Regions from separate parts of the Homo sapiens genome. Here region 1 is linked to region 2. The links are chromatin loops, found by intact Hi-C in ENCODE. Cell type or tissue: ascending aorta. All regions are shown on one strand. Links, peaks and the distances in the headings refer to the core of each region. The heading gives the core; the rest is flanking DNA.

What was found. Peaks named below come from ENCODE experiments on the same cell type or tissue, not always from the same donor. Only the 100,000 strongest peaks of a DNase experiment are listed, where the experiment ranks them.
Region 1: it touches region 2 in a loop (2.8-fold over the local background); 2 of 110 quality-filtered maps call a loop at or near these places.

What each region holds. Positions count from the first base shown.
Region 1 is chr11:95,153,373-95,156,293 of GRCh38, forward strand. The region is part of intron 1 of LNCRNA-IUR (lncRNA imatinib upregulated); the gene reads left to right. Among named protein-coding and RNA genes, the nearest start is that of LNCRNA-IUR, 4.3 kb to the left of the region's middle. In ascending aorta, for the core only: a CTCF peak has its summit at 1,312 (motif pointing right); no DNase peak of the experiment used is centred there; H3K27ac peaks cover 64 bases.
Region 2 is chr11:95,646,365-95,649,285 of GRCh38, forward strand. No RefSeq gene overlaps it. Among named protein-coding and RNA genes, the nearest start is that of FAM76B, 140 kb to the right of the region's middle. In ascending aorta, for the core only: no CTCF peak of the experiment used is centred there; a DNase peak (open chromatin) is centred at 1,147; H3K4me3 peaks cover 640 bases; H3K27ac peaks cover 2,500 bases.

The DNA of each region.
Region 1 (2,921 bases), core at 309-2,808, 490 kb before region 2:
CTGTACAGCTTGTATTACTTGATTGTATCTTCACAGTTTCTGATGCATGCAAGGCAGACACTCTCGTTCTCACTTTATTGACGAGGAAAGTAGGATTGGTGAGACAAAATAAGTCCCTGAAGCTGCATATCTAATGGTAACACCAGTGGCTGACCTGTTTGAGCACATCTGCGGCAGGCACTGTGTTAATGATTTTGCATGTGTTATCTGGCAACAACACAGCGAGGTGGGGGTTATTATCTTCACTTGCACATGAGGAAACTGAAGCATAGAGAGGGTGGTTAACTTAGCCAAGGTCCCATAGTGAGTGGTTGGAAGAGTCTGGGCCATGAAGCAGACCTGCCCATCCTGATTCAATGTTCTTTTTGCAGCCTGATAGCTCCTCTTCTTCATCCCCCTACTAGACTCCTGCCAGGGCCAAGCCTCACCACTCCTTCCCTTGACATTGGCAACATTCCTCTCTCCTTAACGTTTCTCTCCTACCAAGCCTGCTTGCTGCAGGATACAAGAGTTCAGTCACTCCTTGGGAACAACCTGCAGGTCAAAACATTTTGGCTTATTGCTTCCCCTTTCTGGAAAGTCCTTTCCCTTCCTCTCTGCCTTATGAACTCCTATGTGTTCTTCCAAACCCTGGTGAACTCCTATGTGGTTTTCCAAGTCCAATTAATATGTCACCTCTGTTGTGAAGCTTTCCCTGCTTGCACCAGACAAGAGGCATGACTTAGATCATGTGACACTTTGTTTATAGGTCTATCAAAACAAACTGACAATTTCCTGTGGGTTTGACTGATGCCCCTGTAATATTGTGATTTTTCTCTCAGGTTCTTATATTTTCATGTCTTTTTATCCAACATGCTGTTTGCTTCGTGAATACATAAATGAATGACCCATTTACAATCACTATCAAAGCAAATTTATGGATATCAAATATTCTTCTAGAGATGAGGAAATAGGCTAAAAGGAGTGATTTGCCTAAAGTCACTCAACTGATTAAATACTGGAGCTTTGCTGGGTATGATTATGCGTGCCTATAATCCCAGCTACTCAGGAAGCTAAGGTGGGGGCAGAGGGGGTGGGTGGCAATGACCGCTTGAGCTCAACAGTTTGAAGCCAGTCTGGCTAGCATAGTGAGACTCTGCCTCAAATAAATAAACATAAATAAATAACATAAATATTGCAGCATGAACTCAAGAGAGGTGAGGAGATTTTGTCTGGTGAAACTCAAGATTTCACATGCCTATTGCTTCCCTCTCTGGCATCTAGGGTCCTGGAACCCTCCTCCAAATGCTCCTGCAGGTGGCAACAGAGGCCAAGGAAAGGTGAAGCATTCTGGCAGAAGTTCTGGAGACAGATGAGAAGCTGAGCTCCCTGAGGGCAGGGGCAAGGTGACTTGAAGAAAGCCAGGCCAGAGGGAGCATTTTATGCATCCATCATTTGTAATCCAGAAAGAAAAGGTTTAGACAATTTTAGTGTAACCATTAGTCATAAAATTGACACTGAAGAAAGGAAAAAGCAATTGAAATAAAAGGACAGTAAATAACAAACTATCTTACAGGAAAAGCTACACCATGTGCCCCAAGACACCGAGCTAGAAAGTAGCAGGGGTAGTCAGTATCAGGGCCCATCGCCTCATGTTATCTGCACAGGGGGTCTCTGTCTGATGTTTGGGCACAGAGAAACAAAGTCCAGGTATAGTGCATTAGACAGGACCCAGAGGGTGTTTATGCGTGGACTGATGGCCACCTCGAGGGTCAGAGCTTCTGGCTTATTGTGTCTCCAACTCTGTCCTAATACACATTTTTACCAATGGCTTGCTGGAAAAACAGAGGAAAGGCCCGTGAATTTGCCAAGGAGAGGAAGCTCTGAGTGTTCGCGAGTGCCCATGTGGAGAACAGGGAATTGTACAAGTTCGAGCTGTGTGGGCCAATAGGGAAATGGAACAAAGGGACATTTTACCTTTGTGTTCAAAATAATTAGACAAGGACAGCATGGAAGAGACACGGCTTTAGTAATAGTGTGTGTTGAAAAGAATGGGGCTGGGACATTTATTACAACAACCGACATTTGTGCAGCATTTATGAGGCATTTTCATTACTCCTTATGACACATTAGAAGTGGTAATGGGGAAACCAAGGCTGGGAGTATCTTGTGTAATTAAGCAGCAGAGCTGTAGTGTGAATTGTGTCTCTGTAACCCTGGGGTTACTTCTCTTCTTTTGTTCCCCATCTCTAACCAAGCTGCATGCTCCGCTCGTTCTTTTTTTGTGAATGTCTCTCACCTCCAATGCAGCCATCCATCCTGTTAAAGGAGTGGATTATCCATGTCTTTCTGAGACTATTGTACAACCTCCTCATTTAATCTCATTTCTCTTTCCTCCCATTAATTTTATATATGCCACATGAGCCGGATTACCAGATTTAGCAAAAAGCAAAAACAAAACGCCAAGATACTCAGTTACATTGTTACATTTGAATTTTAAAAATGAATAATTTTTATTATATGGGACATATATTAAAAATTATTTGTTGTTTATCTGAAATTCAAATTTAACTGTGCATTCTGTATTTTATATGGCAACCCTGATAATCATGAAATACCATTTCCATCATTCCAAAAATATCCATTAGTTCCCTGTTACCTGAAGGACAGGGGCCTCAATCTCGAATTTTTACAGGTAGGTAACATAAACATACAAATTAAGTGACTGGGTAAGTGGAGCCTGAAGCTAAATTCAAAATTGAGGAGCAAATGTTCCCTGACCCCAGACATTCCAGTTCAGACTTTAAACATATATAATCAACTCCAATAAAAGCAAAAAAGAAACACACACACACACACACACACACACACTCACACTCACACATCCATAGCCATCAGTGAGTCTGGCTTCTAATCTGAAACCTGGGCTAAACCAAACCACT
Region 2 (2,921 bases), core at 170-2,669:
TATTTTAAAAAAAAGATGACACAGAAGCAAATTTGGCTGTGCTCACTCAACCCCTGTCTAGAAGAGAGGGCCCCTTGGTTTGTGAAGAGTATTAGGTCTCTGTGCCAAGTGTGCACCCCTGAAAACAGATGGCTGCCTCAGTCCATCATGTTCTGATCTAACTAGACAGGCAACTTATCTAACTCTCCTGATTCTGATTACATGTCCACCATGTAACATTCTTATCACAAATGACTATAGGGAGGGAATGCACTAATCAGCAACCAAGAGCTCTTTATCTGCTTAATATACTTATATTCTCATCATAAATTCATTGATCGTTTTTCTAGTTTAATTTGAACCATGCACCATCTTTCCATCTGATTAACACTCACCCCATACGAGCTCCAGGAGCCATGGGTTCTTTGTCTTAAAGGGAAGGATTTTTGCCAACTGTTAGTTGTCTGGGAGTGGTCATAATTCTCACCAGAGCACTTGTCTTGCCCACAAAATGGTTGGGATTATTTTAGAGGCTTCTGGAACTGTCTGGGATCGTGTTTATGTGCCACTAGGTCTACTTGGTTTTGAGCTAGCTCCCATTTTTTTCTCACCAGAAACCCCAAGCCCTGCTCTTTCAAAAAACCCCGTTCTCCCATCTGCTAAGAAGCACACATTACTAAGTAAACACCAAGGAAAGAGAGACTTACTCGTGAATAGAAAATTAAAACATGAAAAAGAATGGGCTAGAAATTAAAGAGAACAGCCTAAGGAGGGCTTGTCTCATGAAGAAACAGGGAGACCAAATTACCTGAGCCCTAGTTTCTATTCCAGCTCAGCCCTGTGCAACCACCTTTGTAGCCTGGCAGAACTACTAAGGTCAGTGATGATCAAATTTTATGTGTGTCCTGGCTAATAAAAATACTAGTACTCATAACACTAGTGTTTACTTTTAATTAAATTATTTTTATCATAATGCTATTTAAATAGAAGTGCAAACATAAACCTAGGTATAAATTTCTTATGCGCACCCAACTATGAACTTACAGAACCAATATAATTCACATTACCTCTATTAATTTAATGTGACAGAGGATGTTACTTGCTGAAATAAAAATCACTCCTTTCTCTGTGACCATGGTCCTGAATGCCAGAGCAGGAATGTTTTTGGTTTGGCAGCCTATGCTACTGTGTGCTTGAGAGAACTTAATGTTCCCATCACAGTTCTTTATTTAAGTTACTGTGAAACTTTTACTCATAGCTTGCATCATGATGCCATTGGCCTTCCCTAATATATTATTTTTTTCTCTGTTCTTTTCCTTTCCACTTGAGGCCAATAAAGTTGTAAACACAAAAGCCAACTCCAACACAGAAATTATGTGGCAGTACTAAGGTAGGCATTTGATGACTTAGAATGTATTTACATTAATGTGCTAAAAGTTAAACACAAATTTAAGTTTAATTACTGTGGAGAACCTACACACGCTAGTTTAAGTAAATGGTAAATCTAGTCCCTTGACTGAGCATCATGTCAGGCTTTCACTCCCTCCTTCTAATGCACATGAAATATGTAAGACATAAAATCAATGTTTCCTTTCTGCTCTCAGCTCACAAAATGGTTGAGGCAACCTTATGCCTTTTTCTTTCATTTTGCACTCCGCAACTCTGAGCTTCTATTTGAGCAAGGTTATGTAAGTTGTCTGGGGAATATTCGTGGATCCCTCTTCTCAAGGAAAGCTGAAAACTGGAAGAGAATGAGATTTGCATCCTAGTGCCTATTCTTTAGTTTTGTAAAAGAGCAACAGCCTATCATTAATGGAGCAGAACAGCAGACAGGACTGGAAAAATTCCCCAACTGTTTATTTTTCCCTACTCATGCCTGCTAAAGCAGAACTTAAACCTCCCTTTGCATTCTACTCCATTTTCCCCTTCCCTTGGAATGTGAAGTCTACTTTTAGGATGGAAGAAAATAAACATTAAAATTTTACAAACTGGAAGCATTGGTTACAAGAGCTTCTGGCATATCTGCATCAGTTTTCCATTTAATCAAATAACTTAGGAGTGGAGTAGGGCACTAACAATGTTCCAAAAGACCAATAAGCCCTATTTCCCCAAATGCCCACTGATTAAAAATGCCACCTTTATCATATATAAATCTCCATATAAATGCAGATCAGTTGCTGAACTCCATGCTGCCACACTAATCTATCAGTCTATTCCCAGGAGCATTTAACCATTTTAAATACTATGAACAGACAGGAACTTCTAGATATGATCTCCTTGCTTTCTAATTTTTCTTTCATAATTTTTTCCCCTTTGCTCTCTACATTTTTGGAAATTTTATCATCTTCATCTTTGAGATCTATAATTTGGTCTTCAGGTCTTCTATTTAAAAATTTAGCAATCTTGATTTTTATTTATAAGAGCTGTTCTTTATTCTTCCTCCTTCATTGCAGCCTGTTTTTATTTTGAGGTGGCAATATTCTCTTAAATGTCTCTACCTATAACATTAAATGTTCTTAAAGTTCTCTTCTGTTTCCTGGGTCACTGGTTCTGATTTTTTCCTCTACCTCTAGGTTCTTTATGTTTTATCACTGCTTTTCCTCGAATATCTGGATAGTCTTAATATTTTCATTAATCTGATCTCCATTTTCTTTCAATTATTCAGAAATTCTTCTAAGTTTCTATTCATTATATCACTCTTTCTCAATTTTCAGCATTGTTATGGATGTACTGACTTCAAAGTTTCTTTTCTCTGATTATATTGAGGATTTAAGAAGACGATTCAGTTCGCCATCCTGTAATAATTTATTAATTTTTTAAAGACAAAATTCATGTCTCTTCTTTAAATAATGGTGGCAGAACATGTGGGGATTTCATACGTCATACAAGAGTGTACTTTCAACCAAATGCCGTCTGATTTCAAATGGTCACCTTTATCACAT